Regions from separate parts of the Homo sapiens genome. Here region 2 is linked to region 1. A link is a loop called in an ENCODE intact Hi-C map of the cell type or tissue named here. Cell type or tissue: dorsolateral prefrontal cortex. All regions are shown on one strand. Links, peaks and the distances in the headings refer to the core of each region. The heading gives the core; the rest is flanking DNA.

Region 1 (16,710 bases), core at 4,686-12,685:
TCTTACCATGCTATTGAGACTTTGAGAAATTTTACATTTTTAAGAAAGGTTGGTGTTGCTGTTGAGAATTCTGTTTAGAACCAAATGTTTCCATACATATCTGAGGCCAAGGTGAAGCAGAAATATGAAAAATGCTATTTTGCCAGATACTTGGGCCTTGCATTCTCTAAACTGCATCGCACATTTCAGTTCACTGTTTTGTTTTCTTTCACAGAAAAATCAAAGCACTGAAACATACAAATTCCAGGAAGTAAATTGATTGGCACTGTGCATTCTGAAAATCCTCAAAGCATACATTTGAAAAAGTTTAGGTTTCTAGGTGGAGTCGTGACTGTATTTACGTTGCCTGTGGCTACCTAATTAATTTTCTTCTTGGTAGATGTGTTCATGCTGTTCAGTTCAGACAGGAGTTGAGAGTGAGATTGCCATAGGGAGATTCCCCAAGTGACAGCAAAGAGAGTACAGTTTAAAACAGCCTAGATTGTTAAAAGGTACAAAAAAAATTAGAGTGAGACCAGATCAAGATTTAGGATCTAACAGAGATGTAGGAAGAAAAATCAGTCTAAGCAGTTCCGTACGTCAGGGTCTAGCAAACCATTAGTGCTGACAGCTCTCCCAGAAGACTCATCTCCTCCTTTTGTCCCCCATCAGCCCTTTCCAGTGATAAAGAAGCCCTGCCGCAATGTGACCCCGAAGCTGCAGATTGTCTGAAGATCAAAGAGCCACATAGCTTTATAGCTGTCTAATGCCTTTATTTTATAAGTAAGCGAACACCCAAGATTACATAGTGCCTTGTCATTTTGGATAGAATTAAAACAAATCTTCAACCAATAATTCTTTACTGCTCCAAAAACTATTATTGGTGAATTGCATCCTAAATCTGTAGATATATTCCAGAATATATCTATAGAAGGAACACAACATGTTAACACTAAACCCCAACATACGCTTGAAGCATAATAATGCTCCCATTTAAATATGAGCAGTTTTCCTATATAACAAATTAAGGATTCACTACTTCCTGCTCCTTTGAGCCACTGTATTACCCCTGCACCTTTCTTATTGCTGTGGGAAACAAGGTACTTTTTAAGTAATCTAAGAAAAGTACAATAAAATATATATACAAATGTATAAGAAAACAAACACAAAATTCCACGTCTAAATATTTAGCACAAAAAATAAGAACTTAATATTTAAGTTAAGAACCACCAGTATACCCATGCAAATATAATTTCATCAAGTTCCTTACTGATTACGTTTTTGAGCCCTCACATTACAATGGCTAGTAGAATCTTGCTTAGAGTAAATATCTGCATGAATGTGCAAACATCATTATTAGATGTTATTCTTAAATACAAAATTTGTTATACTAGATATATTAAGATTGAGATGAAAAGAAACCCATTTGTACATTCACTAAAATTTTTTAATGGCTAAAAAATATCATTCAGGTGTACAATTAATTTCTTATAAGTATAGAATAGATGACCTTTCAAGTGACTGCCATCAAGTGCAATGACATTTACTCTTGAAATGTTATTTCTCTGTTCTTTAAACCATGGCCAAGTTGTCTTGATCCCTTAAATAAAGAGACTATAGGTCACTGGAGGGAAAAAAAAAAAGAGGTGAGTTCTAATCATTGGGAAACAACAACAACAACAACAGCAACAACAAAAATCCTCAGTCATCTCAGGACACCATCAGCTTAAAAGAAGACAGCACTTTTTTGGGAGTATGTTTGACATTTTCCACATATTTCAAGAAGGTCTTACTGATCTAAAATTGTAGCAGATGGAGAAGCAGCAGGTGTGAACTCAGCAACTATACAAGAGACAAGATTCCAAACTAGGCCAGCAACTTACGGTCTTTCACATTTGAGGTGAGGGAATGGATTTACTTTAGAAAAGATATAAAAGTGTGTGTGTGTGTGTGTGTGTGTGTGTGTGTGTATAACATGCATTAAAAGCTATGTTAGTATCTTTCTATAAGACATGCCATGGATCTAGAGCCTAGGAGATGGATGATAGCAAAATAAATAAAACAGAGGAAAGACTTCTACACCAAAGTTAAAAGAAGAAACCTAACTCTGTTTACTGTCCAGACTAATTCAAGTTACTGTGCTTTTTCAATTTATATTCATTTTTAATTATTTTCTTTTTTTATTATACTTTAAGTTCTAGAGTACATGTGCACAACGTGCAGGTTCGTTACATACGTATACATGTGCCATGTTGGTGTGCTGCACCCATTAACTCGTCATTTACGTTCGGTATTTCTCCTAATGTTATCCCTCCCCCATCCCCCACCCCATGACAGGCCCCAGTGTGTGATGTTCCCCGCCCTGTGTCCAAGTGTTCTCATTGTTCAATTCCCACCTATGAAGGTTATTGTGCTTTTAACCTCAGGAATATGCTTCTCTAAAGGCAAATTCTTACTTATTTTGACAACCTCTCCCCAAATACTTGCCCTGCCCGTTATTTCAAAATTATTAAAAAATAAAATCATAGCTATTTTCTCAATCAGAATCTCTGGGTTCAAGTTTTAGCTCTACAATATTCTAGCTACGTGACCCTAGGAAATATATTAGCCTCTGAAAATTAGATATAAATTGGAAATTAAAACATTCACGCTACTTTGTTTTAAAGATTAAATGAGATCTACTATAATTATATTAACGCTTAATAATACCTAGTATTTCTTTATTTCCATTTTCTCATCTTCACTGGTGTAAGAAAAGTCAAAATCTTAACAGCAAGATGTAATAGAATTAAAGTGATATTAATATTTTTTAAAAATATTCAGGTCAAATAAATATACGTTTGGGCTTTTAATATAGTAATTCCTTATATTACTATGGTGACTATTATAAAAAAAAGAGGAGTCCAGGCGCGGTGGCTGACTCCTGTAATCCCAGCACTTTGGGAGGCCAAGCGGGGGTGGATCATGAGCTCAGAAATTCGAGACCAGCCTGACCAACATGGTGAAACCCTGTCTCTACTAAAAATACAAAAACCAGCCGGGCATGGTGGCACGTGCCTGTAATCCCAGCTACTCAGGAGATTGAGGCAGGAGAATCACTTGAACCCTGGAGGCAGAGATTGCAGTGAGCTGAGATCACGCCACTGTACTCCAGCCTGGGTGACAGAGGGAGACTCTGTCTCAAAAAAAAAAAAAAAAAAACAGAAGAAAAAATTTTCAAAAAAAACTTTGAGCAATAAGATCTTAGTGCAAAAGAAACCAAATGAAAAGTGTTTGAAATAAAGTTTCAATCTTTATTACCAATGCATAAATATCTTTCTGTACTTTATCTTGGAGAGAATTTGATAGTTTCCAAAAAGCCTTTTGATTCGGTTAGGACATACACACAGAGATTGAAATCAAATTGCAAAGCAACATCTATTTATGTATTTACACCATCCTAACTTACATGGAAGAAAAAGGAAAGTAATAGAAAAGCTAAAAGTACTACATTCTTATACATATGTTTGAAATAGACTGTACACAAACTAAATATAATCTGCATTTCTTTTGGCTACAACAGAGCACTAAGAAATGTTTTACAGACTGTTCAACTGACTCAATGTTATACTTTTAAATATCAGTGATATAAACAGAATAAGGACATTCTAATATATCTTGGAACTTTATCCACTAAAGAAATGCATTTAAGATTTTGTGTTCTAAATACTCTATTTTAGAATACAAACAAGCAGGGAAAAGCAATCTTGGCTTCCTCATTCTTGGTTCTTTGATAATATCTATAACTTTCCACTTACAGTTTGATTCAAAAGGGCCATGACAAAGGTGAGAGGCACATTCACATTAAATAAAGGGCAGTAGCAAAACTTTGCAAAATTCAAGTTGTCAACAGCTAAATATACCTTATGGTAACAGTCCCTAAAAGGAAGCTAAATTTGTAAGCGAACCACAAGGTTCAAGTTTTCTGAAAAAAGAGCCAATGGTGGATTTTAAGTATCCTTAAATAAGATGTAACTTCTTGCATTTTATATAAAATTTAATGTCCATATGTCTACATAGCTTTTTCTAACTAAAAACATCTATATTCTTCATCCACTTCTAAAGTGGATGTAACCCAGAATAGGTTAAGAAGCTATATAAAGAAGAATAATATTGTGTAATTACTAGAAGCATCTCAGAATAACTGACTAAAACCTTATTTTCACAAAATATATTGCATAAAATATCAGTTCCTGGGGAGTTAAACAGATACGTAAAAATTTGATGAATAAATTAAACTTCTATACTGCAGGATTTTTCAGAGCTATTAACATTTTAATGAGCATTGTTTGTCTCCACGAGTGTGATACAATAAGCAGTTTCACAAATTCGCCTACCCAAGGAAGTTTTCTTAGCTCACAGTGTTGTATGGCTGTGATAGTCCAAGGAAACCGCTTGGAGAAACGGTGATTTAAGACTGCACTTTATGACCAAACATTGAGTGATAGATAATCAAGTAAGGATTTTATAATGAAATTCAAACTAACCAATTTTTAGTGAGTAAAACAGCAACTGTGCCTTTGGAACCATGCTGTTCTCCAATGAGCAATAACCATAATCACACCGCTAAGTAAATTGACTGGCAGGTCCCAAATGGATAAATACTTCTTCACATATTCTTAATCGCTTGGGCAAATTACCTTTAAAGAATACTTTGTCTAGCTTTGTTGTCCCAAAGATCCTTATTATTTCATCCCTAGCTAGTTATCTAGTACACATAAAAAATAGAACTAAGAACAGCAAAAATGGGGTGGAAAGGATAAAAGATAATGTTTCAACTGCAAATTCTAGGAATTACAGTCATTGATAAAATTGTGTATAATGTGACAAGTATAGCCGAGAGCTGTATTTTAGCTTCAGGATTACCAGAATTTGAAGTTTAATCCACTGTTAACCTATGTTAAAACAACCAAAACCAAAAAGAAAGAAATGATTAGCAGAGAATCAAACACGCTGCTGTTAGTTAAACTTGAGTAATAGTGAATTTTCATTGTCATATTGCCTAAGACCTAAACATTCTTTGTAACTGCTTCCAGCGTGATTTTAAAAACCTGTAGGTCTGATGTTCTTTATAAATGAATAGGAAACACATTTTATTTCAACTAAAATCACAGCTGTAACCTAAAGAGAGAAAATGAGATTGCAGGTCGTCCTTTTCCTTCCTCTTTATTTTATCAGCTGTTCAGTTATATCCACCAATTCCATTTAAGCTGACAACTGGTATTTTTCTTTCATTCTCTCTACTCCCACTAATATTATTTTAGCTTCTGAGTTCTCTCCTAACGTCACCAACTTGTTTTTGCCTACATCTGTTCTTCATTAGCCTCCCAGAGAGGTATGTTTTCATTCAACTTTATGGAGTATTCATGATAAGCATGAGACTGAATATTATGTGTTTCTTCCAAGATCCAAGGAAACTGACAATCTCTCAAGGGAGCAAAGGACAAAAATACCTGCTACTTTATCATAGAAAAAGATAAATTTTTCAATATGTGGCTTTCAACGTAGTAAATGAGATATGGCATCACTAACTTGATTCTTCATTTGTAAAATGCTATTTTGATATGGCCTAAGTGTTGCTATGGAAGCTGATATTACTCCTCAGTTGTAAAAGGGCAAGAGACTGTACATTTAAGAAAACATTATGAACATTTTGGGGAACCTATATTGTTAAAAAAAAGCTCTGTTTTAGACATGCAATAATATTTAAAGTGCTGAGCTGATATTTACAATATTTTGTTCTTTAGCAATCATCTTTCTACACTGCTAGAGCACCGAATTATCAAAAATTAATGTGGTACACCGAGCAGTGGAAATGAGCTTTCTAAGAATATAGTTGTCTAAAATATAGTACTTGAATGTATTTAAAATTAAGTTCACTATAGTTTGACAGAATACCTTCTGTATATTTAGATTAAGGGCATATTCTCTCAGCAATATTATTTTGGTAAACTGTAATATTAAATAAGACATTTTTGGAATGGATATTTGAAATTTTGAATGGATACTTGAAATTTTGTGTCATTATGGTTAATGCAAACATTTAGTCTGACTGCAAATTTTCAGAGAAAAATATTTGTTCACTTGTTGGTAGGCAGGAGAAATGTAAAAAGATATTAATGTTTATAATGTGAAAATATATTTATATGCTTAAGGTATACATAAGGTATTAGCTGACAAAAGTAGACTTAAGGTGATAACAGACACCAACTGGAGCTAGATTAAACAAATAAACATATTTTTTAGGAAGATGTTGTCACATCTCACAAAAGCTAGGCTAAAGCTGAAAGACCCAGTCCCAGATAGGCTGGTATCAGAGCAGGTTCCAGGTGTGGGAATTCATAGGCCTCAGGGCCACTAGCATTTGCAATAAAACTGAGCTACCAGAAGCTCCCAGCCTCTGGTTTCTCAGTTCAACTTTCTAAATTCCTAGGATCTTCTGATTGCCACAGCTTAAATAAGCCATCCATATCAACCCAATCAACTGCAGCAGGTGAAGCAGGTCATATAGCAGTGCCATGGCTGGTAGAGACCCACCTCACTGTAACAGGGACAGTTTCCAGAAAAGTAGAACTCTTGACAACTAGACACTAATCCAAGAGTTATTCTACAACTCAAATGAGTATGATCATTTATCAAATTAAATTTCAATGACTATCAAAGTTGATGACTGCATCTTTCAGATTTCATTTCATTGGTATCCATTATGAGTCATGCTCAATTCAATTTTATTAGAAAATATATGCATGTGCGTGTATGTAAACATGATAACTTTGCCATGTAATTAATATGGTTGATGCTAGTAATGTTTACACAGTTGATTTAAAATTAACCTAGCGCTCTTAATGGAGATTATTTTATAATATGTGGAGAGGCTTCTGCCAAGAATGTTAGTGTCTACTTCCAACAAGCTTGAACAGAAGAGGTGCAGCCTGGAGCCATCTAGATTAGACCCCCAACACATCAGATTGGCTTGAATAAGTCAGTTTTAGATCAGTTTTAATGACTATCAGAGTTGATGGCTGCATCTTTCAGATTTCATATTTGTTTGCCAGTTACAAGCCGGTTATCCTCCTACTGGGCAATAAACCTAAAGGGCATATTCAGTCTTCCTTGGAAGTACACAGAGAGGAGTATTACAAAATGTATTCAATTTTATTTTTATGAGGATGCACTTTGATTTTTAAAAAATCTCAACTCAATTGGCTTAATTTTTTTTCACTCCATGCATTTGCAAAATCTGGAATGTAAATGTAATCATTCAGCTTGACTGAATTTTATAGGAAGTGTACAACTTAGTTGTATGAATAAAAGAAGAAAATAACCTTTCTACATACTGATGCATTTATTAGAAATATATGGGTTCGATGCCTTTTTAGAAATAAGCTGGGGTTTCCTTCTGCACATTAGTAAGTATTAAGAGAGGCTGTTTGTTTGTTTGTTTGTTTGTTTGAGGTGGAGCTTCGCTCTTGTTGCCCAGGTTGGAGTGCAATGGCACGGCCTTGGCTCACTGCAACCTCTGCTTCCTGGGTTCAAGCAATTCTCCTATCTCAGCCTCCCAAGTGACTGGGATTACAGGTGCCTGCCACCATGCGCAGCTAATTTTTATATTTTTAGTAGAGACGGGGTTTCACCATGTTGGCCAGGCTGGTCTTGAATGCCTTACCTCAAGCGATCCACCTACTTTGGCCTCCTAAAGTGCTGGGATTACAGACGTGAGCCACTGTGCCCGACTGGTATTAGAGTTTTTTTACTGCTCTCAGATTAAAGGATTTTACTCTGTTACTAACTGCACGTGATGAAGTTAATAAAGAAGTTATTTGACTTGCTTTCCAGGCAAGTTGGTAATCATGTGTCAGCCGTATTTGCTTTTAATATTTAGAACTTACCAAGAAATTCAGTGACAATACAAGTGGCACACAAGGGAGCAAAGAAGACACTGAGTCCTTCAAATTACTACTTAATGTTTTTGATTTTTAAATAACAAAAGCCATAGTTACTCTTCTGCCCACCCTATAGTGGCATAATGAGGTGATCAGTAGAAATTGGGGGGTGACTCTTTAGGATTACTGTTAACTGAGGAAAGATCTGACTTCAGTGGCTCTTGTGAGAGACCTCTGTGGTCAAAAATAGCTAAATTTGTCCCCTCCCGCCTCTGAAAATAAGCAAGCACATAACTCCTTTAAGGAATTCCCTTTGTTGCATCTTGGTAGTGGAAAATGGAGAACAGGAAATTGCAAGATGAAGAGACAGGCTGTCATTGTGGGAGCAGCTGACTGCTGAGCTGTGGTAACATAAGTGGGGCTCAAGCAAGAACAGAGATGACAGAAAATACAACAGAATCCTTTGTACATTCAGAGGAGCTGTTAGATTCTGGGCCAGACACCAGCAGTGCATGTAAGACAGGAAGTAAGCATGGACGTCTGAGAGATGAAAACCTTGCTGTTTTTTATACTGCCACATGGCATGTGTGGAAACACCAGGGAGCTCCACAAAACTCCATTTTCCTCATCCTTCCTTTCTTTGGGAGAAGGAAAACATACTTTGAGCCCTTGACCCTCACCCTCAAGGATGTAAACAAGTTAGAATAACATTCCCTCTGTGATAGCATGCCACGCTGCCTTGAAAGGAATTGCACTGGGAATGAAAGGCAGAGGTTTCTGTGAGTAGAGATAAGGGAGGCTGTGAAAACTGAATCCATTATGTTCCACTGGTTGAAGCAGCATTACTGGAATTTCACTGGTATCCCTTCTGAGTCATAATCAATTCAATTTTATTGGAAAATATATGCCTGTGTGTGTATACAAACATGATAACTTTGCCATGTGATGAATATTGTTGATGCTAGTAATGTTTATACAGTTGATTTAAAATTAACCTAGAGCTCTTACTGTAGCTTTTTTTATAATATGTGGAGAGGTTTCTGCAAAGAACGTTAGTGTCTACTTCCAACAAGCTTGAACAGAAGGGGTGCAGCCTGGAGCCATCTAGATTAGACCCCCAACACATCAACACATCAGATTAGCCTGACCAAGTCAGTTTTAGATCAATAATAACTGTTAGCTTACCTGTGATCTATTTCTTATTGTGAATCAAATTCATCCCAGTGGACAGAACCCAATTCCAATGTCAGCCCTTAAAATTAGCTTCATTCTATTTACACTATATTACAAGCAACCAATTATTGTATTTAGTGAAAGTCATCACACAGGCCATAAAAGAAATCTAATATTTATATTTTCAATAAATAGAGTAATTACATTGTGTTAGACACTAAACTAAGTACTTGCAACTCATTTTGAATATTGCCTGGTGGAGAAGAAATGTATCAAACAAGAAGATAGAATGAAGTTTGATGCTACTGATGGTTATTAGCTTTCTTATTTGAAATGGAACAAAACACCAGAAAATGGAACTGCACAGGCTAGTACAACACATCAGGCTTTTGAGAGGTTCAGTGCAAGTACTAATTATAAAGACAATGGAATCAGATGGCTCTTGCTGAGCATAACTGATGCATTGGAGGAAGACACCAAAAGGTTGAGGGTAATTAATCACACCTCAAAAGCAAAATGTGAAAGTCAGAGGTCCTCGTTGGCAGCATATAAAGTAACTGTTATCTTTTACAGCTATAGACAGACAGAAAAAAACAGAGGATCAGGGCCAGTAGCAGAGCACCAGAGAAGGCTAAAGTCTCAACTGCATCAAGCCAAGGCTCTTGTTGAAAAGGGGTGAGACTCTGAGAAGTGCGACGGTGCCATGTGGGTAGACAATATTGAAGCCCCAGATCCTCTCGAATTCTCTGGGTTTACAGGAACGTCCAACTCCTTCCAGCTAAATACTATCACTTTCCTCCTGTTTGAAGACAATGCAGCAGTCTCTAGCTTGCAACCCCACCTAAGAACCTAGCCACACCTCCTTTCCTAACCACCAGACCAATACGTAGCATCAAACCACAACATTAACTGGCTAGTGAAGTACTGAGACAGAAAGGAGGAAATGGAATAAATGAACTATATCCCAAAGAAGCTCCATGATCCAGGCAACATATACCAGTAGCAACCAGAAAATGATGTATAGGACTAGATCCTGCAGTTGCTGGATTAAGAGACTGGAGGATGGGTGGAACAAAAGTCTGAATAATGAGGAGTTTATTGACATAGTAGTATTCTCCCACAATACCAGGTCTAATTACCTGGCAAGCACACCAAGATATTGTGCTAATATGCTGGTTGGATTTCACTTCGAGGTTTTGGGGGACAGCAGTGGCCCATAGTAACTGAAATATAAATGGAGCAAGTGCAATGGCAGATAATGGAAAAAGGCATGCTACAGTGAATATTAATGTAAGCTTAGAAAATCTGCCATCTGAACACGTTCCACGGGTGGAGTTGAAGGACACTTCTTTTACCAAAGTGCTAAATTATGCTCTGGTGAGAGAGGCACCAATATCATTGAGAAACTCAGTAGTGACTGTTCCTCTGTTGGTAAAGAAAAACAGCAGGAGATTCTGTTACACAGCTGGACTCAACTGTTACACAGCTGGACTCAACTGTTACACAACTGGGCCAATAATATGATTTGGAATGACAGAATTCCAAAATATAGATATGAGGTGGTGGCATTTTATTGTCGAAGCAAGGAGGTTACAAATAATGCAATGAGCAGCCAGCCATGGTGGCTCACGCCTGTAATCCCAGCACTTTGGGAGGCTGAGGCGGGCGGATCACAAGATCAGGAGTTCAAGACCAGCCTGGCCAAGATGGTGAAACTTCATCTCTACTAAAAATACAAAAATTAGCCAGGCATGGTGGCGGATGTCTGTAATCCCAGCTACTCAGGAGGCTGAGGCAGAGAACTGCTTGAACCTGGGAGGCGGAGGTCGCAGTGAGCTGAGATCGTGCCACTGCACTCCAGCCTGGGTGACAGAGCGAGACTCCGTCTCAAGAATAATAAATAAATAAATAAATAAAGCAATGAGTTTGAGCAGCAAGACTGGCATGACAATCTGGGGTCCTGAACCACAGGACACCATGGAAATGGTTAATAAAACATAGCTTCCTAAGGGCAGATAGATTGTAACCTAAAATGAAACTGCTCAGTTCATATAACCAAAATAAATCAGAAGTAAAGGCCGAGGGCACCAGGACTAATGAAATGCTTCAAATGGTTGTCTGTTTCCATATCTGAGACAATTTTCAGATCTGAAACATATGAGCTGAAGGGCAAACTGGGTTCTCAGGAGGAAGAACCCTGCCTGAACAGGCAAATGGACAAATATGTAGGAAAGTGATTCCCACAGTCTTTCTACAAAGGGGCTTATAGTTATTCATACAAGGAACCATACACAAAAGAGGAATACAAAATATTAGTGTTAGACACTAAGTTGGCTTAGACTAAATCTAAAATGCTCACAAATGTAGAGTATATAATACATGCAATACTGTCATGGGTTGTCACACAGTGAGTCCACAAGGTCCCCAGAACCAACCAGTGGCCATTTCTCTGATCTTGGCCCTGACTATGTAATTGGTGTAGACATACTGGATTGATATTAGAACTCTCACAAGTGTTTCTGTCCTGATTGGGAGAATACATTGTAGTGAGGAAGGCTACATGGAAACCTCTGAAACTCACCAACTCCTTTCCCGCTGGCTGAGTTAGTAAATAAAAAAACAATATTGTATCTTGAAGACAATGGCAGAGATCAGTGCCACCTTTAAAGGCTTAAGAAATACAAAGGCGATGGTCTGCATTATATCCCAAATTAGTTCACTAGTCAACCAGATAAATTCTGTTTGCTGTACTGGATGTGGAATAATTAACATGGGCTCAAATACATGGAGTGCTGTATGGCCATTACTTGGGCAAATGTCTTTATTTCCATTCCTGATAAGAAGAAGGACCAGAATAAGTTTAAATTCATTTGAAACAGACAGCAATGTACTTTTATGGTCTTCCCATAAGCCTGTGTGAACTCTTCTGTCGTCAGTCCTAACATAGTCTGAAAAGATCTATACTGTCTAAACATTTACAGAATATCATATTAATCCACTATATAGACAACACCATGTAATAGGACTAGATGAGCAAGAAGTGGCAAATATGTTAATAAAATATGATTTTGGTTAAACACATGACTTCCAGGAGATGGGAGATAAACCCCATGAAGAATCAGGACCAACTGCATTGGAAAATTTGAGAGTCCCAAAGGTCTGGGCAATATTTGGACATCCCCTTGAAAATAAATGACAAATTATTGCATCTCACACATCCCACCACTAAGTACAGAGCATCTTGGGGTCCAAGAGACAGAATAGTCCACCACTGGGAATAGTACTCTAACCTTCAGCAGATGGCATGGAATACAGCCAAATTTGAATAGGATTCAGAGTAGAAAAGTACCTTGCAGCAGATTCAGGCTGCTATGAGAACAACTGTACCATCTAGACCACAGTGTTGTGAAACAACTAATATTTTTCATTTCTGCATGATCCAGGATTTCTGAGTAAAGGATGATTGAATAGCAACCTGAAAGATAAATCCTCCCTGGAGCCATTTGCTTATATTTCAAAATGGTAAAGAAAAGCTAGAGATTTCCTCTTCCTCTCCCTGGAGAAGATTTGTCTACATTGCAAAGCAAAAATCCTTCTCTAGGGAGGAGGAGGAATAGATGCACCAGATGCCCTACTTAAGCTCTGATTCTCATAATTTTTGGATTCCTCTTCTGTAGCAAAACCTCTATATGCGCAGGTGATATCTGGCCCTCATTGTGTTGCCCAAAGGAGAACTGGGGCACTGCTGAGATGATCTGCAAATAAATGATGTGTTCTTTCATCCAGAAGTAATGTCTCAGATCCTTCACAGTTTCAAACTTAAAATTGTTATACATAATTTGTGGTGGAAAAACACATGTTGTGTGGAATTTCGCACAAACCCTAGTAGGAGTTTCACAGCATAAATCCTAAGGATTCTGGAACATGACCATGTCATCTGCAGTAGAGAATTAAACACCATTTGTAGAACATCTCCTGGATTGCTCCTTAGCCATAATAGAGATGAAGAGAATACAGCTTGTTGGCATCAGCCGTGAAGATGCATGACAGTTTTATGAGAAGGCTGATGAATAAGGGTCTGAAAATGATGATGAAGAGCACAGAGTGTTCAAATCCTGCCTGTCAATGCTAAGAGGTAAGAAATGGGAGAATACATAGCCTTGCTTGAAAGAAGAAAATGTTAATCAAGGTCTTTCAGGGAGAATGAAATTTTATTTAAATCCAAGATGTGCAAAGTACTTTGCAAAGAGTTTAGTCATCTCTAGAGCTCATTAATCATGGAATGGTGGACTTAGAGAAGGAGTTTAGAAGGATCAGAAGAGAGACGGGATCAAGGAACAGAAGGAAAAAGCATTATTGATAGGAGAATAAGACAAAACAACTCTTATCCCAAAAGAGTCTACACTTGAATGATGGTTGAAAAAATAAGGAGGTGAAGCAGGTTGATGTTGGGTGCCAAAGAGAAGCGCAAGATAGTCAGCGATGAGTAATGCAGGTTTTAACTGTCATCAGGGCGGGAGGCCAAGCAATAGCAGCTACAGCATAGTGGGGTGATTTTCAAACGTTTGATGGCTGACAGTGATGGCAAAGGCAGTGGAGGAAGAGATTCCCCATCTCCTCTGAGATCTACAGGAACCCAGCTGTATATTCAATTCAAACAAACATGCCTATTTTCAGAGAGAATTTACAAAATTCTAGGAGCCTGCTAGGCCTATAGTCTCCTTTGAAGCACAAATAATTCTGTTTTTGGGCTAGTGTGATAAAAGCAAACAAACCTCAATCTACTGGACACTGCTAAAGTAACTGTCTAGGTGGAAATGCAGAGACCACTGTAGATGATAATGAAGCTAACCCAATCAGATTTGTGGGGAGAAACTATGAGAGGTCTAGGTACACAGGAGAGGCCAATGTCACTGGCCTTCATGCTGTATCCCTGATGATACTAATTTATTATCCCAGGGCTATCTGAAGCCTACTGTACTGAAAGGCTGAATGTCTGAGGAAACATCATATGATAATAATCCCATATCCATTTCCCTATGTGCTTACCTTCATTGGATAGGTAAACTAGGTACCATTCTTTCCTATTAATATAAATAATTTTGCTACAATAGCTAACTTTTCCCGAGGGCTTAAATGTGCCTAACACCGGGCATGGTTTATAAGCTTTATTTAGTTTTATACTTAAATAACTCAATTTGCTTGGCTCTGTTATAATAACCGTTTTTGTCACAGAAAGGAAACCAAAGTTAAAAAAAGGTTAAGTAACTCGAGTCTCACAAATGGCAAATTTTGGAGCTTGATTTCAAACTCAGGTGGTTGAAATCAGAGGCCCTGCACGCAACCACTAGCCACATTGGTGTTTCTCTTTTCACTTTGCTTATTCCTATCCATCTTCCCTTGGGATTCTTTCCATTAGGACAGTTGAATACATTTGTTGCAGTCATAATATTATGTTTTCTCAGACAGTAATAAGTAAAGTGGCAGACAGAGATAACCAAAAGAAAAGGAAGGGGGCATTGGTTAAAGTGAATGGAGTAAATTCATTTAGAAAGCAAATGATTTTTTGGTCAAAGTGGCAGAAAGTGGAAAACAGTTAATGCTTGATAAAATCTATTTATAAATCTGCCTTTTATTCACTTAATTCTGAGAGATTGAAATTGAAATATAGTTGATATTTGACACATAGTTGAACAAGTGGAAATGAATATATAAAATATATATGTGAGAAAATTGCATTTTTATTGAGCATAAAATCTAGAATTAAAATTTAGGTTTTGCATTTGTGGCTCTACAAAATGGACTTGCAGCTTTTCCTCACTTGGCTAAAAGGTGGCAGCTAAACTGTACTCTGTTTTATAGGTTTGAACTATGATAGTTATTTGAGGTAGATTACATTTCCCCAAAATTTCTAAAAATACAATCTTTGCTGTTTTAATGCTCTTTCACAGTATTACCACTCCTCATTAAGGTGTAAAGTCTATTTCTCCTCCCCATAAAATTGGGCTAGCCTTTGTGACTACATTAAAAAAAAATGAAATATGAGTGATGCCAAGTGGCTTTCTAGTCTAGGGCACTGCAGCATAATAGGTGATACTGCTTCCACCTGGCTCACATTCTCTCTCTCTCCTCATCTTTGACACCCAGCCACCATGTTGTGAGGAAGCCCAGGCCACATGGAGAGGCCATGCCATGTGTACATGTTCCAGCTGACAGCCCCAGAGAAGGACACAGTGCACAGCCAGGAATAATTTCCAAGTAAGTGAATGAGCAAGCACTTAGCCACACAAAAGATACCAGTCCCCAGGCCACAGGCTTCTGTCCAAATGCAGAAGTTATTCCCATTCTTCAGTTTCCAAGTTTGATGTTCATTCTCAAAGAAATTTTCTCTGAACTCTCATATTCTATTAAGTTGCCCTTTTATATGTTATTATAATGCCTCATGAATCCCCTCCATAATGTATATAACATGTAAATATATGTCTACTTATATAATTATATAATTATACAAATCTAATTTGTATAATAATTTATATTTGTATAAAATTATTCATTATGAAATAAATATATATTTATATTCTATATATATCACGGAAGAGCTGTATCTTTCTGGTTCCCCATATGTACTCAGTTTTTTAACTTTGACATTTGGTAGGCCCTCAATACATATTTATTGTGTAAATTAATTGTTACTCCAGTGTTACTTCTAAGGGACTCAAGTTACAGTGGTTTAAGAGTCCCTACAGGCTCAGAAAGACTTTGGTATTTGCACTCTACTAGATTGGTAGGGGATGGTAGAAGACTGTCTAATCAGCATGGTTTTCAATTTTGCATTTATGTCTTCATAGAAAAGTAAGTGTGATTTTGTTTATTTTATAGAAATAAGGAACTCATCTGAGCAGATTTGATTGTAAAATTACTTTTCCTCCCTTGGAACATATAAATGACTCCTTTCAAAGTGTCTCTTCTTTCTGTGCTGTGTTCTGCCATCATTTATTATTCAGAAAATGAGGCTATCGTGTAAAAGGCAGAAAAGAAAGAAGGGAGCCTGGAAGATAGATGCTGCAAATTTAATCCTGGCCAAATGACCGAGGGGCGGGGTGACCTAGACCTGGATATGTTTTAAATCTTCCCAGGCCTGTGCCTCTGTAAAAGATTGTAAACAAAGTTTTCCTGAGGAAAACAAAGGCATATAATGTACATATATTTCTAGTGATATATGTGGCACAATGTAATGCTATGTGAAGCAATGATAAAGATCTTTGAGATCTGTTTCAGGGGCAGCATGCTAAATAGTAAGAATAAGTGCTGTGAAGTCAAGCAGAACTTGAACCTGATTCTTCTGCTTTTAGCTGAGCCTTGTCTTTAAAGTGGTGTATAATTAGAACTAAATGACATAAAGCATGTAAAACACTCCATACAGTAAGCTGTCAAAAATTATACTACCTTTTCCTGAATAATACTAAGAAATTAAATAGTGAGCTGTTTTTTATCTTAACTGAATCAATGCTAGTATTCTGGTTGTAATATTATACTATACTTGTGCACTATATACGTGTTACCACTAGAGGAAACTGGGTAGCTGGTACATGGGATCTCTCTGTCTTACTTTGTACAACTGTGTGTGAATCTACAA
Region 2 (16,710 bases), core at 3,996-11,995, 55 kb before region 1:
TGAATCACCACACATTAACTGAACAGCTTTCATTGGCCAGAGACTATATTGACAGTGGAGATTCAAAGATAAACTAGAGAAATCTCATGCTTAAATAACTTTCTATAATAAATTATATAAGAGAAGTAGGTTCAGGGATCTTGGGAGCTCAGAAGCAGGATGAGTTAAACAAAAGTTGGATTTTGCCTTTAGCTTGGTTTCATTATCCTGAAGGAAGAGCCTGAAATATAGTGTAGGGTGCAAGTAGTATATGTGGGTGGCAATCTCGGGAAACAGGAGCATGTGATGAATAAGGAGAAAAAGCCAATATAAAGGTACTGCATTGAGGGCAATGAGGGCTCTAATTCTCTGCACCTTCTCAAGCATTGTGCAGATTGGTTTTCTGGATTATCAGCCTGAAGGACAAAACGAAGAAACAGCCATTAGCTCCTGTCTCCCATTGTCTGAGAGCTGCCACTAGGATATTAACTTCCTGAAATTCTGCAGAAATCTCCTCTTACTTTGGCACTGGAGATGCCCATACGCAGAAAGCAAAAAGGCACAGCATATTTAAGGAAGCTCATAAGAAACAGTGCATCCAGAAGTGGCGAGAATTGGAGGAATGGACATGAGACTCTAAGAACCAGCGCCTTTGATGTTCCTTTTGATCTGTTATGTAGCTCTTCTTGTACACAGGTGAGCAAAGGCATGCTGGACAAATGGATTCACATGTGCTAAAGCATGGGGCAAAAACCACATATTAATTCAGGAAAAGACAAGATGCGTGGCCCTCTCTGTCTCTGTCTAAGGGTGAATTAAAGAGGGGATATATGTACAGAGTGGCAGGGCAGGACTTGAGATAAGAAGGCTAGGTGGGTGCTCTCATGCTAGTAGCATTATAGTACAGGTGATGAGAAGCTCCTGAAGAATCATCTTAACATTTGTATTTTAGAGCAACAGTATTGAGTTCTGACTTAGAGACAGCAAAACTAAAGACAGAAAGACTATTTTGATTATTAATGATGTAGATATAAGAATATCGTCAATGTGAACTAAAGCATGAAGCTACTTATGATATATCATTAAAAGGATTTAACTGATTGGAGACAAACGAGAGGGATGGGGAAAAGAATTCATTTGTTTTTAGTTGCTCTTTTTTTCCTACTTATTCCTTTGTTCCGAGTGTGAATAAACTTTGTAAACTTTTATACTAAAACATTCTGCTCATTCATACTTATTTCTTTGATGAAACAAGGAAACCCTTGTATAGTTATAAACGTGTGAATCAATTTAAATATTAGGAAATTTTTTTAAATAAAGCTAGTTTTCTGAAGGGGAAAAACTTGGTTCAATTTTTTGCTGGCAATCTGCTTTGTGATTTTTGAACATGATATCTACATCTAGACTCATGTTTTGCTAGCTGGAATTTTTTTTCAAATTAACGCTACCATTATTATATGCTTTACTATTTAGCTTTTGCAGCCTTGGAAATCTATGATTAATACAAATAATTCTCTATGGCAATTTTAAAAATACATGTAAAAGCCTTCAATCTACATTGCTACTGTGTCGTAGCACAAAAAAAGAAAATGTGATCAAATTTTAATAAAATCTACAATTTATTCCCTTCTAAATACAGTCCTAGCTCAGGAGAAAGGAAGCTATTTGTATTTTTCAGAATCAAATTTCCCTAAATGAATATAGAGAAAGAATTATAACTGAAATATTGTTGAAACAGTGGTCATCTCAAATCTGAAGGTCATTCCAAAAAAGTTTCTGAGTTTTCATTGCCTCAATCTAAAAGTTGGCCTTTTTGGTAATAGATGAAAGTAAAATAATTGAAAGGGTCTGTTGCAGTTTTGGAATATCTTGAAAATATAGTAGAGTGAAGCCTTCTTCCCTTAAATAAAAGACAAGTTGCTGATTGTTTTCTTTCTAGCCAGATAAGAATAATGCCTTCTTTCTCTTGTTAGTCTTAACACCTCACTTGTTACTATGTGTCAGAAAGGCGAGACACCATAAATGGAGATACTACTGATGGAGGTCATCTGACATGGGGCTGGTAGGCAGTGGGAAGACTGGTATGGACACAGGTGGCTTAGGGGTTGGGGAATGATATGGAACTAAGGAAATGATAATTAGCAGAACCCAGTGTGCATGTGTGTGCATTCGTGTGTCCGTGTATGTGTGTACTGTAGCACAATGCAAGAAAGAAAAAACAAGGCAGACTTTTCATAATTTCAGGGATAAATAAATCCTTTATCACTTCATGTAGAATATTGGCTACTTGGAGGTATATCTAAACGTAAATATATAACTATATAACTACATGCTAATTAAAAACATACAAAGAAGAAGTGCCTAAAGAATTACAACAGAAAGTGGCATAGTGATTATTAGAGTTAATATAATATAAATAAGGCCAGGCATGGTGGCTCATGCCTATAATCCCAGCACTTTTGGAGGTCAAGTTGCAGGGATCACTTGAGGACAGGGGATAGAGACAAGCCTAGCCAACATGGTGAAACCCATCTCTACTAAAAATACAGAAATTAGCTGGGTGTGGTGATGGGCGCTGGTAATCCCAGCTACTCAAGAAACTGAAGCAGGAGAATTGCTTGAACCCGGAAGCTGGGGCTGCAGTGAGCCAAGATCGCGCACTGCACTCCAGACTGGGTGACAGAGAAAGACCCGGTCTCAAAAAATTAAAAAATAGTATAAATAATATTTCAAAACACAAGTCTGTTAAGATAAAAGGTACAGAGGAATGGTGAGATGACTTTTTTATTTGTGTGATAAGGGACTGTTTTCTGTGATTGTGAGAAAGACCAGGAGTTAAGAAAAAGTGGCCATCAATAAATCAGCCACTTATGGGGAAGAACCATAAACCACTCTCAGATGAAATACAAATGCAGTCATTATTTAATATTATTGGAATATTTGTATTAGTTTTTGGTATGTGCTGCTAGTGCTGGTACATTTTAGTAGTCAATTAATATTTTGTTAATCTTAATTTCTAACTAAATTCCAGAGTGAAATGGAAATAATAATGAAAAAATTTTATTTACAAAACAGATTTTGTTTTTTTCTGTTAAGAATGATACACAGTTGTCCTTCAGTAGCCATAGGGGATTGGTTTCAGGACCTCCCTTGGGTACTAAAATCTGCAGATGCCTAAGCCCCTGTTATAAAATGGCTTAGTATTTGTATATAACCTATGCACATCCTCTCATATACTTTCAATCAGGGGTCCCCAACCCCAGGGCCATGACCAGTACTGGTCCATAGCCTGTTAGGCTGTTCGATACCAGGCTGCACAGCAAGAGCTGAGCTCCTCCTCCTGTCAGCTCAGTGGTGGCATTAGATTGCCATAGGAGCACGAACCCTATTGTGAACTGCACATGTGAGGGATCTAGGTTGTGCGCTCCTTATGAGAATCTAATGATAAATGTAATGTGCTTGAATCATCCCAAAACCATTCCCCTTCCCCTCACCATCCCTGTCCGTGGAAACATTTCTTCCAGAAAACCAGTCCCTGGTGCCAGAAAGGTTGGGGACTGCTGCTTTAAATAATCTCTAGATTACTGATAATGCCCAATACAATGTAAATTCTATGTAAATAGTTTTTATACTATATTGTTTAGAGAATAATGAAAAGAAAAAGTCTACATGTTCAGTTTAAGTGTTGATAAGTGTGTAGAGAAAAGGGAACCCTTGTACATTGTTGGTGGAAATATAGATTGGTGCAGTCATTATGGACAATAGTACGGAGGTTCCTAAAGAAATTAAAATTAGAATTACCTAAGACCCAGCAATCCCTCCTCTGGATGTACCCAAAGGAAATAAAATCATCACCTCATAAAGATATCTGCACTGCTATATTCATTGCAGCATTATTTACAGTAGCCAAGATATGGAAACCACCTAGGTATGTGTTGGTGCATGAATGGATAAAAGAAACTGTGGTATATGTATATACAATGGAATATTATTCAGCCTTAAAAAAGGAGAAGACCCTGTCATTTGCCACAACATGCATGGACCTGGAGGATATTAAGCTGTGGGAAATAAGTCCAACACACATCCACACACAAAATTGCATAATCTCACTTATATGTGGAATCTAAAAAGAAAAAGTTCAAATATAAAGTTAGAATAAAACAGTGGTTACCGGCCGGATGTGGTAGCTCACGCCTGTAATCCTAGCCCTTTGGGAAGCCGAGGTGGGTGAATCACCTGAGGTCAGGAGTTCAAGACCAGCCTGACCAACATGGTGAAATCCTGTTTCTACTAAAAGTACAAAAATTAGCCGGGCATAGTGGCAGGTGCCTGTAATCCCAGCTACTCAGGCAGTTGAGAAAGGAGAATCACTTGAACTCAGGAGGCATAGGTTGCAGTGAGCCGAGATGGCGCCACTTCACTCCAGCCTGGGCAAAAGAGCAAAACTCTGTCTCAAAATAAAAAAACAAAAAACACAGTCCACACACTGGTTACCATGAGTGAGGTGGCAGGGAGGAGATTGGGAGATGTAGATCTAAGGATACAAAGTAGCAGATATGTAGGAGGAACTAAAAAGCTGACATGCAGGATGACAACTATAGTTAGTAATAGTGTATTGTATTCAGGATTTTTGCTAATTGAGTAGATTATAGCTGCTCTTGCCACAGGGGAAAAAGTGGGTAACTACGTGAGATAGACAATGGATGTGTTAATTTTTGTCACTATAATAACCTTTTCACCATATACATTCATCTTATAACAGCATGTTGTTTACTGTAAATATATACAATAAAATTTATTTTTAAATATCTGAGTATGATTTGATGATTTGTGAAAATAGAGTGAATTATAATAATTTTAAATGTAAGTTAATGTTATTAGAAAAGAAACAGAAAGAACATACCACACAGAAAGTCTGTCTGAAGGATCTTTGTTTTCTCCACCAATACAAGTGTTCATTGATTCAGAGGTGGATTATGAGATATGACCATAAAACAAAAATTTCAAGGGAAATATATTTTATTCAATGAAAAATTCTCAACACAACTGTTATATGCCAGTAAACACTATATCTTTTAAATAACAGGTCATATCTATTATATTTAAAATTCAAGGAGAGACTACATTAGAGATGCTATTAGATCAACTTCTAATTTCAAAGATTTCTAAGATATGGAACAGTTACTCCTTATACAAATTAAAAAAGCAAATGCTGAAGAAATTCAGCTACATGGATACACCATGAGGTGGAAAGATGCTCCATAACTCTTAGTTAAACTGCACTAATTACACATAAAAGGAAAATGTTTCATTTCACTGTAATTTGGAAACCAAAGAAAGAAAAGACTGAATTTTTACATACTGTTAAAGAGATTGCGTATCTGTTCTAAGTTTAAGACAGAGGCAAAATGTATTTTATTCATTTGTCCTGCACCGTTTAGAAATAAAATTCAACTTCCTTTTAATTTTTTTTAAGAATAAAAAACTCAGTCTAAGGAAAGTCTTAAAGTTTTCATTTTAAGTGATCCACTGTTCTAGAAGTTTAATATTTTGTTTAAAATGTTTATGTTCTGTATTCCACCAAGTCTAGTTTTAAAACAAAACAAACAACAACAAAATACTTCTCTAACTTGGAGTTTAAGGTGAAAGAAACCAATTACGTGGTTTGGAAATGTCACACTTTTCATCTCTTTTTTAAAAAAATTTTTAATTCAGGACAGAAATTGTATGGATTTAGTGTAAGTCTTGGGATCTCACAAGTGTCAGTATTTCACTCTCCTCCATATCTTGATAGCAATAACTTGAAATAGGATCTCAGTAGCTCAAGCAATACTGGGCTCTGAGAGTTGGTTAAAAATTATTTGGCTGAGCGCCTGTTGCTGAGGGAAGAACTAATCTCGAGCATATTTTTGGAGCCAAATACCAAATTGTTTGTGCTTAGCAACACAGCACCAGGCTTGCCCTTCAGAATGATTCTAGACCAAATGCCAGAAATGCTCTGGTTCTGACTACAGAGTTCTATTCACAAATGACAGGAGGCAAGAGGTCCTCCTCACTTTCAGAAGAAAGGTCCTTTGCTTTCTTAGTCAATGGTAGGAAAACCATTGTGGTTTTCATTGCATTACATAATTTTTAAGGTGATTACTTCAATAAGAAGTGCTCTGTGTATATGTGTGTTTATAGACGCATTTTTTAAACACTGGAGAATTTCTGAAAGTAGTACAAACCTTGTAATGTCAAGTAGATGTGGGAAAAAGGGAGTTTACAACATTCTCTCCTGACATTGCTCTCCTTTGGCATCTGCATTTTTAAAATGTTAAAAATGTTTAAAAACGTGTGCTTAACACTTAATTTGGTGATAGTTGCTGTTACCAAGGCAACTCTGTAACTCCACCCAGATAAAAATAAATCTTGAAGATGAGTTTCTGTGTCTCTGAGCAAATATTTTTGTGAATAGTAGAAGCAGAGAAAGTTAAAGATACCTGAGCTTTTGATCTTTACTAGTTTTATAGATATGTTTATAGTTATACATTTTTATTCATACATTTTAGATAAATAACTTTGTAAAGCAATTGATTCTTCTTGTAAAAATCAAGTATATTCTTAATAGACTGATAAACTTTCTTTTTTTGAGACAGAGTCTTGCTCTATTGCCCAGGCTGGAATACAGTGCCATGATCTTGGCTCACTGCAACCTACCTCTGCCTCCTGGGTTCAAGCAATTCTCCTGCCTCAGCCTCTTGAGTAGCTGAGATTACAGGTGCATGGTACCACACCCCACTAATTTTTGTATTCTTAGTAGAGATGGGGTTTTGCCATTTTGGCCAGGCTCTGAGAAACTTTTTAAGGTCTCTTTTGCAGCCAGCTATTTGTCTACCTTATTTCATTCTTAATCTCACTAGCCAATATTTTTTCTGTTTAAGTGCTTTCAGCAAATATTAAATGCTTGTGCCTTCAGTCTTATCCTGTGGAAACACTGGTAATGACAAAAACACATATTTCAACCTAATATACAATAGAAACAGAATGCCAGTTATTCATGGAGGAGAAGAATAGACTTCTGTATTTAAAATAACATTTTGCTCTGTGTTTTAAAATCATTCTTCCTTCATCAATTGTAAGCATCTTGACTATAATTTATACACCTAAAGATAAATAATTCAGTAGCAATGATAACTGAAAACAGGACACATACAATGAACTAGCTAAATTACCATACATTCTCATCCATTTCAAAAATAGCTCTGTACTTTTTTCAGATTTTGTTAGAAGAATATTCAATACAAATTTTTATTCAATGAACACTTCAGATGTCAAGATTGTTACCCACATGGACAACAGTAACCTAGGTAAAGATTCTGCAGCCAGGCGTGGTGGCTCACACCTGTAATCCCAGCACTTTGGGAGGCTGAGGCGGGCAGATCATGAGGTCAGGAGATCGAGACTATCCTGGCTAACATGGTGAAACCCCATCTCTACTAAAAATACAAAAAATTAGCCAGGTGTGGTGTCATGTGCTTGTAGTCCCAGCTGCTCGGGAGGCTAAGGCAGGAGAATCGCTTGAACCCGGGAGGTGGAGGTTGCGGTGAGCCGAGATTGCACCACTGCACTCCAGCCTGGGTGACAGAGCGAGACTCTGTCTCAAAAAAAAAAAAAAAAAATTTTATACCTGGGCTCTGTGCTCACCAGCAGAAGGGGTAACATGGCTTCTTAGGACAACCTTACTTGACCATTTACTTCTTTGACACTAGGGGTATTCTTAGATCAGCAGGTCCTTCCCTCCACTTATGCACATGAGGCTCACAGAGAGTCTGGGAGGCAGGGAATTTATGATTGGAAACAGTATACTTTTTATCTAAGAAATTATTAATGTCACTGCATTCAAGTGATTAACACCATCAATATCTTCAAGACTAAGGGGATTACATGATGTGTAAAATTAGAAAACTGTCATCTACTAGTGGCTAGGCACTTTAATTATATTAAGCATGCAACAAGAGAACTCTTCAAATGAATCCATCTCTCCTCTGTATTATTTCCAACCCTTGGATCCCCATCTGTTTCTGCAGACAACAGCTATGCTGCTGAATGTCTTAATGGTTTGCTGCCCCAACTAGCTTCAAGATACTGCAGGTCAAGCATAGCATCTTACTCTTCCCTGCATCTCCAGCACCTCTCAGAATGTTGGTCACATAGAAGATGTTTGCTGAGGAGTTGAATAAGAATATGTACAAGGGACACAATTAGCATTGTTTAAAAAAGATGTAACAAGATAGGGTAAAGGAAAGCTTTGGAGGATAAATCTTTAGAACAATCAATAATATCTTCTCCTCTGTTGGTTAGTTGCCCTTCAATCTCAGCCACTGAATCAAATACAACATAATTACTATTCTGATATGTTCTTGAATCGAATATCCAATAATAAGATATTCGGATGCATAGCCATGTCTAATATCAAAGCCCATGCTTTTCGCTATTATTGTACTCCATACATTAGCTTCCAAATTTATTTGCAATCCAAATATTAAAAGCAAGTCATAAGCTTAGTATCGCCAATGTGATACTAAGTATCCACTTACTAAACTTTATTTTCAAAATGTGGTTTTATCTCAGTTTAATGAACACGGCATGTTTTAATTTACACTTTCATATTATATAGTAAGGGCGTGGTTACAGATATGTTAATTTCCTGTGCTGCTTCACAATGATGGAACATAATAGCAAATGAAACTGTTAATTTGCAGATACCCATAGGCCTTTGGTGTCTGAATAGAAATAAACACACCTACAACTGAGAGAGGAAGCATGTGAAGCATTCCAGTGAACAGAGGCCATTTATTCAGTCACAGACACAGGAGAAAAACAACAATTAAAAAAAAATCTCTGATGAAAAGTTCATAAAAAGTTCACTCAGTTTAAGCATATGTCCTATAACTACTTAAAATAGAGTTCTTCTTAAATATCATTCTTTGCTGTTTTTAGATTTCTTCTGCCTGTATCAAATTAATAGAACACAGCATACTTTTAATTTGCTCTGGTTTCTTAGTGGGGCATTTATTAAACACATTAAAACAATAGTCTCAGGGTTTTACTGCTGATGTTAAAGTTCTGCTTTCCTACTTACCAACTGTGTCATCTTAAGGCACATACTTTGCCTCTCTCTCAAATCTCCCAAATGGAGAATGATAAGAATACGTACCTCAATTAAAGAAGCTATAACAAGTAGAATGTTTGGAAAAGTGCCGGGTACACCATAAGCCCACTATGAGTATTGGATTGTATTACCTCTGAAAGCTGCAGAATGGAATTCTCAAAGTTATATGTCCCTAAAATCCTCTTAAGTGACAGAAATGGAGAAATTAGCAGTCTGTCTAAGAGAGCTTTTCTAGAGTCTGGGCATATGTTTTTAGGACAAGACAGTTCAGCTTCAGCTTAAAATGAGAGAGCACGTCTGTGTCCTTACTCCTGGGTGCCAGGTTTCTTGTCCCCATCTTAAGACAAATAATTTTGGTGGAGAAGAGGCAGTCTCTTTGATTTCGCTCTAAAAACCTTTTCTGGAGGAGGTAGACACTCTCCACCCCCGTTTTGAGACTCATGCAGCTGAGGATGACTGGCTGAGTACAAGCAATTGTTCCTTCTAAGCAGTTTCAATTCTTATAACTTGTGGAGATATTCTTAAGTCCAGGGGATTTTGTGTATGGTGGATTTTTATTACAAAGTCCTGTACTTCATAGGAACAAAATAATTCAAAGTCAGGAACCAGATCAAAGCCACAACTCAGATATGGCACCTTGAGAAGTTCATTTGTATTTCACTTGCATAAAAACCCTCACCACTGCTATCTGATTTTCACAAATCATTCAACAGCTATCCATGAAGCACCCACTGTGTGTCTGGTCTCTGTGTCAGTCCCTGGCTTCATGTGTCTTTCCTTCTGTACCCTGACTCCCCAACTCATGAACACATGAAGTAAAAAAATGAAAATCTTTTTCTGACCTCTCTTCAAAATCACTTTTTTCAAAACAAACACCTCTCACCTGCTCATCCTCCAGCCAGTAAATCACAGGGGCCTAGAAATGTCACTTACAAATATTTTCTGATTCTGTCCCTCCCTTCAAGCTTGCCAACATTATCACAGTTTAGGGCCTGCTCATCTTTCCCCCAATCTCCAATTAGATCTCTCCACAATGCAATTCTGCACATTCCCTGTTACAACCCTTCAATTATTTCCCAGCCCATCCAAAATAAAATCTAAGCCTCTTACTAACACATTCAGGAACTCTGTGGCCTACGGTTTTCTACAGACTAATTTTCCAGCAGTTGACTTCCAGTGCAAGTGAAAACCTAGTGTCATGCCTGCATGATAGATAAATTTGAAGCTGAAGAGCCCAAATGTATAGACCATGCCATGAAAGGTTTATAGTCATGACACAGTGGCCCTATAGTACAGTGCTTGAAGCTGGCTCTCTACTGTCAGACAGACCACTTGCCAGCCATGAGACCTGGGGCAAAATGCCTTAATTTTTATGTGCCTCAAGTTCTCATGTGAGATGAGAATAAAAATTACCCCTATTTCATAAGATTTGATAAAGTGTTTAGCATAATACCTCATAACAATTGCAATTCAGTGGTGGTTATTATTATAAAGAAAAGATGATTAACTTTATCTTAATGTTTAACTTGTTCTGATAGTTATTGATCTATAGCTTTGATATGGAGGTTTGAGAATGACCTGGAAAGAATTGGCCACAATGATTGAAGATAGTGATACAAGAATAAAAGATGACTGCAAAATGTAAACCTGCAATAACAGAAAGAATGAAGTCACTGGTCTCATGGGAACTGATATGGGAGAAAAAAACAGATCAAAAGGCTATTCATGTTTTGGGCCTCTTTGTCAAAATGGAAATGAGAAACTGGGGAATAAAAATTAAAGCAATTCTAGCATCTGGTTTTAACATAATTCTTATCCCTAAAAAGAATCTATAAGAAACTCCCAAAATGACAGGCAGCCGTGGGTAGCATTGCATTTCAAGTAATCTTTTAATTGTTAAAATTTAAGTTTCCAACATGAACATAAAATTTTCAACCTAAAAGAAATGAGTTCCAAATCTGAGACAAGTGAAAAAGGATAAAGCCTACTAGGGGGTAAATTCCATCTCTTTAGAGATCTAGTACCCAATTTAGCAATGTCCAATCAAGCCTTTAACTACTACATTTGAACACCTCATCATTTCAAAATGTTACTTAATGATGCCAATTAACTGTACAATGTCTCTGCATAGCACATAGCCCTAAAATGATTTGTGCAATGTTACTGTCAGTAAAACTGAACTACAGGGAATGCTCATATTCTATGTCATTATATACAGAAATGCAATATCAATAAAGTGATATCTGTTGGTATTAGAAAAAAGTGAAAATTTTCATATCTTTCTATTTTCTTTTTTCCTCAATGGGATGCTCTTGTTAAAGATAGCTCTGCATAGTAAGGTTTGTATAAACATTATTTAGCTAAAGTTAAAAGGGGTAACATACTGGTTCTAGCACAGATATTAAAACAAATTAGTTTGTAGGTAGGGCAGCAATCAATTATATTACTAACCATAGCTTTGGTCCTTTTATCCTTTCCCATTTGATTTTACACAGTGGGATGTTAAAGGTTGAATGTCTTTGGTATCTATAAACTTAATTGAAAGCTGTTATTTGTTTGTTTAAGTCTGTTGATTTTTATAATCATAATTTTACTCCTATAGATTTCTTGTAGGAGTACTATATGAATTTATGTTGCACTGAATTTTGTTATGTTATACAAATTAATAGGCTTTTATTTATGGAAAGCTACTATTGATCTGTCATTTCTTAAAAAATTACTAAAAAGTGTTAAAACTTTAAATGTTGGAGAGTTTATATTTTAAAAGTTACATGCTAGAAAAACATGATGTCTGAGTATATTAGAAGTTATAGATAATTCATCTGTCAACTATAAAACTCTCCAACACTGCCTTTCTTTAATGAATAATATGAAATTTAGCAGTGAAAATGTGACAATGTACAATCCTAAATAAATCAACAAATTTAGAGATGTACCTCTAAAACCATTGTAAATTCAACAGTGTAATTTTCCATTGGACTTTCACTTATTCATTCATTAAACAAATGTTTGTGAGTGCCTGCAATGTATGAGACATTGTACTGAAGCTAGGCAGTGTGAGTTATCATATGGGATTATCCTTTAAATACTTCTGAGGGCAAAAAAAAAAAAAAAAAGAAGAGAAAAGGTGTGAGGAAAGATAAAGGGTTAATTCATTAAAAAATAACACTTGAGGACTGTTTTCTTTGCAAGGCATAAAGTTATCACCCTTTCAAACAGTAGATATTTCACATTTAGGATGCGAGACTCCAGTTCCAACAAAGCTCATTGCACAGCTGCTACCCTGATTAAACTGCTACATGAACTCTGAGCAATGTAGCATGGTAGCCGCATGCTTCTGCTTGCATGATGGTTAATTCCTTCCATTCTCATTAGTGATTTTCTGAGCTTTGAAATTCTGATGGTACCTAGGATATAAAGCATATTTATCTAACTGAAAAACAGATAATTAGATGTAACATAAAATATGAATGGCTTTGTCACTTTATTGTAGCAGAGAATGAATGTGGGATAAATTAAAGCTGATGCTAGAACATATGCCTATTTTTTAGCTGGAAAATTTCAAGATTTATGTACTTTGGGCTTGAGAAAGAAATGGAGTTTATTTTTTATGCACTGACATCTCTTTTTTTTTTTTTTTGGAAGAGCTCTCTTAGGAATGAATGGTATGTAAATACAGTAGGAATGTAATTATAGATTTTCCTGACCCAGTTCCTAAATAATAGATATCATTTCAGAAGTGCCCCAATACCTGACCTTTTGCTCCAAGCCATATCAAAGCACACATCTAGTCTACTTTTCACTCTCATTCCTAGCCACTATGACAATACTATTCAGATAAAACTTCTAGTCCTCTACTTATGTGACTCATACCAACTTGACCTTACGATAGTGACTGGGGGTGCATATCTAGGTTCATGCTGTTTGTCCATTATTATGGTTTTGTGAGAAAAGGCAAAATTTCTAGGTAAAGTGTTATGAGGACGAATAATCCACCAGGCAACCAACTGACCCTTTCATTTGCCATCTTGTCACTTCAAACAGCTCTCCAGAACCTGCAGCCAGCACAGACCAAAGTCAGGTTTGTCTCCTCTTCTGTTGATGAACAAAGGTTGATTCCATATCGTGGCTATTGTGAATAGTGGCAGTAAACATGGCAGTATTGTATGAAAATATCACAGATAGCCCTTAAATATGTGCAACTATGATGATCTATCAAAATTAAAAATTAAAATTTATTTTTAAAAGTTCAGTTAGAAAGCTTGTAGTTCCTGGCAAACTACTACCTTTCTCGGCAAAAGAATTTGATATCTCTTAAATATTTTCTGCCTAATGCTGATAGATTGTATTTACATATTCCATTAATGCAATAAATAAAATTACACCAAAACATCAGCATTATTTATTTCCAGGGGCATCTCTCAAAATAAATTCCTCCAAAATTCACAAAACCAAAACCAATGTGAAATTGTACTCAGGGATGCAAATGTAGCCCAGTGAAGCATTTGCCCACTTGTTTGGTATTATTGAAGCACAATTAGAAAAATGTGCAATGTATGCCCAAAAATTCTATAATAAGGGCCAGGCGCGGTGGCTCACACCTGTAATCTCAGCATTTTGGGAGGCCAAGGTGGGCAAATCATGAGGTCAGGAGATCGAGACCATCCTAGCTAACACCATGAAACCCAGTCTTTACTAAAAATACAAAAAATTGGCCCAGACGTGGTGGCGGGATCCTGTAGTCCCAGCTACTCGGGAGGCTGAGGCAGGAGAATGGCATGAACCCAGGAGGCAGAGTTTGCACTGAGCCTACTCTCCAGCCTGAACGACAGAGCGAGACCCCATCTCAAAAAAAAAAACCATAATAAGAACTTTTTAATATACTATATTATAATGTAAAAAGACTAGATGTCAAACAAATTAGGTGATGGGAAGGAATTGAGGGAGAATTTTAGACTAAGCAATTGAGCAGCACCTGTTTTTCACCACAAATCTGTTACATGTATTGCTCAATTGTGCTGAATCCATATTGGGTCCTGGTGGCTATGTAATAGTCTCTTTCTTGGATAAATGTTTGTCCTCTCTTATGGTTTACTAATGGTGTACAGAACAGCATTGAATAGTGGTTATTTCCTATGACTTCCTAGATATCTCTCTCATAATCCTGAATGTTTTAAAGATCATTCTTAGATAGAGTACAGCTAGACACGAACCATAGTGGAAATCAGGTAGACAAAATTTAAAAGGAGTCTTAATTGAAGGTCATTTTATTGTCCTCAGTATTAATCTTACTTAAAACAAACCTGTCACTGAGCAGAACTCAAAACACCAGAGCCCTTTGCCAAATGTGATTTTTTACAACAGGAGCGCTGGCAGTTGAGAGGAGTATTCTGTCACACTTGAGAGAATTCGAGTCCCTGAAGATTTATATGAATGCTTAGCTATTATCGAACCATCTCTTCACAGATGACTTAGTAAATGTCTGCCTTTGCATCAGATAATGGCTTACAAGTTAATCTCCTCTTGCTCCCTGTTACACACATATACACCTTCTTCCTAAACAGCTCATAAGGTGAAAGAAAGACTCAGATTTCTGACTATGTAATTGATAATATCACACGGACTGCCTGCTCATCATCTGCTAGTCACATTGGCAGAGTTGACAGTTTTGGAGACACTGAAGACAGTGCATATATTAGGAAATAAGCAGTTTCCTGATATAAATTTTCTTGTAGTTTATAAATTACATAGCATTTATTATTCCCTCATATTTTATAACATTTAATAATAGAACTGACACATATATTCATTTTAAACTCAATTGTGTATAATAACTATCATAGCAACCCTTCAGTGCCTAAATATCAAATCTTCCATTCCTCCCATGAACATCTTGAATATATAGGTACTGTGGTTAGCTCCAACAAGCTTTTGGTTAGAATTCATTGCACTGATACATAGACATTGTTTTAAAGGCAATTTCAAATCAAAGCTGTCAGCTGTGAATCAAGCACACCTTAAAAAGTGACACATTTGTCACTAGATTCCAGCCTCTCAAATTACTGACACGCATCCTTTTTATGTAAAGATGACATTGTTCTTTCCTGATATATTGCATTCCTCATGAATTTCTTATAGTCATAGAATTTTTATAAACCATTTCAGAATCGCTGAAATAAACATCAATATTTTTAACTTTTTCATTCTGTCAAAAATATTGTATGCAGAGATATTGCTGTAAGTGTGTATACCTGTGCTTAAGAGACTAGGGCTGAAGAGAAGTAATCAACCGAACCACTGGTGTAAATGTGCGTCACATTTTTAGTGACTAGAAATTGAAATAATTCCAACAAATTTATGTGCTTTGGGCTTGAGAATTCAGACTGCCTTAGGCTAAGATAAAAATCTTTTCCTGGTACTATATACCTTCTTTTATTGAATGACTACCTGGCTCTTTCTATTATATATGCAGATTTTGTACCTCTGGTCATCTTTGTAAATGGTGCCTAAAAGATATTTGAAGAATAAGTGACCAGCAATAAGAACAAATGTCTATACAAAAGCACCCTTTAGTTGGATGTAATTCACTACTTTGAGTTGTTAATAACCTCTAAGGATGACAGTAGCTATTAGTTGAATAAACCATTATGTCTATTATTAGAACACTAGATAGTTTATAAGTCCAAACAATGCATAAAATACCTATCTCATGTTACCATTGTTTAGGTTACCAGATAATTGTTCTGTCCAATTATTCCACTTAATTTTTTGCTTGCCCATTAGCTAAATGGCAAGATAAAATTTGTCAAACGGGGGGGAATGTATTGAAAATGCTAGACAACTACACTTAAAATGAAAACAGGCCAGGCGCGGTGGCTCAGGCCTGTAATCCCAGCACTTTGGGAGGCCAAGGCGGGTGGATCACCTGAGGTCGGGAGTTCAAGACCAGCTTGACCAACATGGAGAAACTCCATCTCTACTAAAAATACAAAATTAGCCGGGCATGGTGGCACATACCTGTAATCCCAACTACTGGGGAGGCTGAGGCAGAAGAATCGTTTGAACCCAGGAGGCGGTGGTTGCAGTGAGCCGAGATTGTGCCACTGTATTCTAGCCTAGGCAACATGAGCGAAACTCCATCTCAAAAAAAAAAAAAAAAAGAAAGAAAAGAAAACAAATGCATAATTTGCAAATATTATTTTTATATTGTATGTTATCTAGGGCTTCTAAATGCATTCTTCTTATAAGCCTAGGTTTGCAATAACATTCATTTAGAATTGAGTAATTTTAAATATAATATTTTATAAAATAAAATATAATAATTTCTCTTAATTCTTTGAAAATATTAAATTAAAAGGGGGTTGCAAACTCTGCATTCCACATTTCCATCCCAACATTTAATTTTAGCAATTTTGTAGTCTGCCTAAAATGCAATCCATCATTTACTGTTTAGAAAATAGGGAATGTACACAAAGGCCTTTCAGCTTTCCCTGAACTCCATAAAAATCTTTTTGCTTCTTTACTGCCCCCCTTTGTCAGGAGTTCTGAGGAACTGTTTTTTATCTTAAGTCTCACAA

What was found. Peaks named below come from ENCODE experiments on the same cell type or tissue, not always from the same donor. Only the 100,000 strongest peaks of a DNase experiment are listed, where the experiment ranks them.
Region 2: it touches region 1 in a loop (2.0-fold over the local background); 3 of 110 quality-filtered maps call a loop at or near these places.

The regions. Positions count from the first base shown.
Region 1 is chr4:89,700,896-89,717,605 of GRCh38, reverse strand. All of the region lies in intron 1 of LOC124900602 (a long non-coding RNA gene), which reads right to left. Among named protein-coding and RNA genes, the nearest start is that of SNCA-AS1, 130 kb to the left of the region's middle. In dorsolateral prefrontal cortex, for the core only: no CTCF peak of the experiment used is centred there; a DNase peak (open chromatin) is centred at 8,355; H3K4me3 peaks cover 629 bases; H3K27ac peaks cover 2,396 bases.
Region 2 is chr4:89,755,362-89,772,071 of GRCh38, reverse strand. All of the region lies in intron 4 of SNCA (synuclein alpha), which reads left to right. Among named protein-coding and RNA genes, the nearest start is that of SNCA-AS1, 73 kb to the left of the region's middle. In dorsolateral prefrontal cortex, for the core only: no CTCF peak of the experiment used is centred there; no DNase peak of the experiment used is centred there; H3K27ac peaks cover 2,508 bases.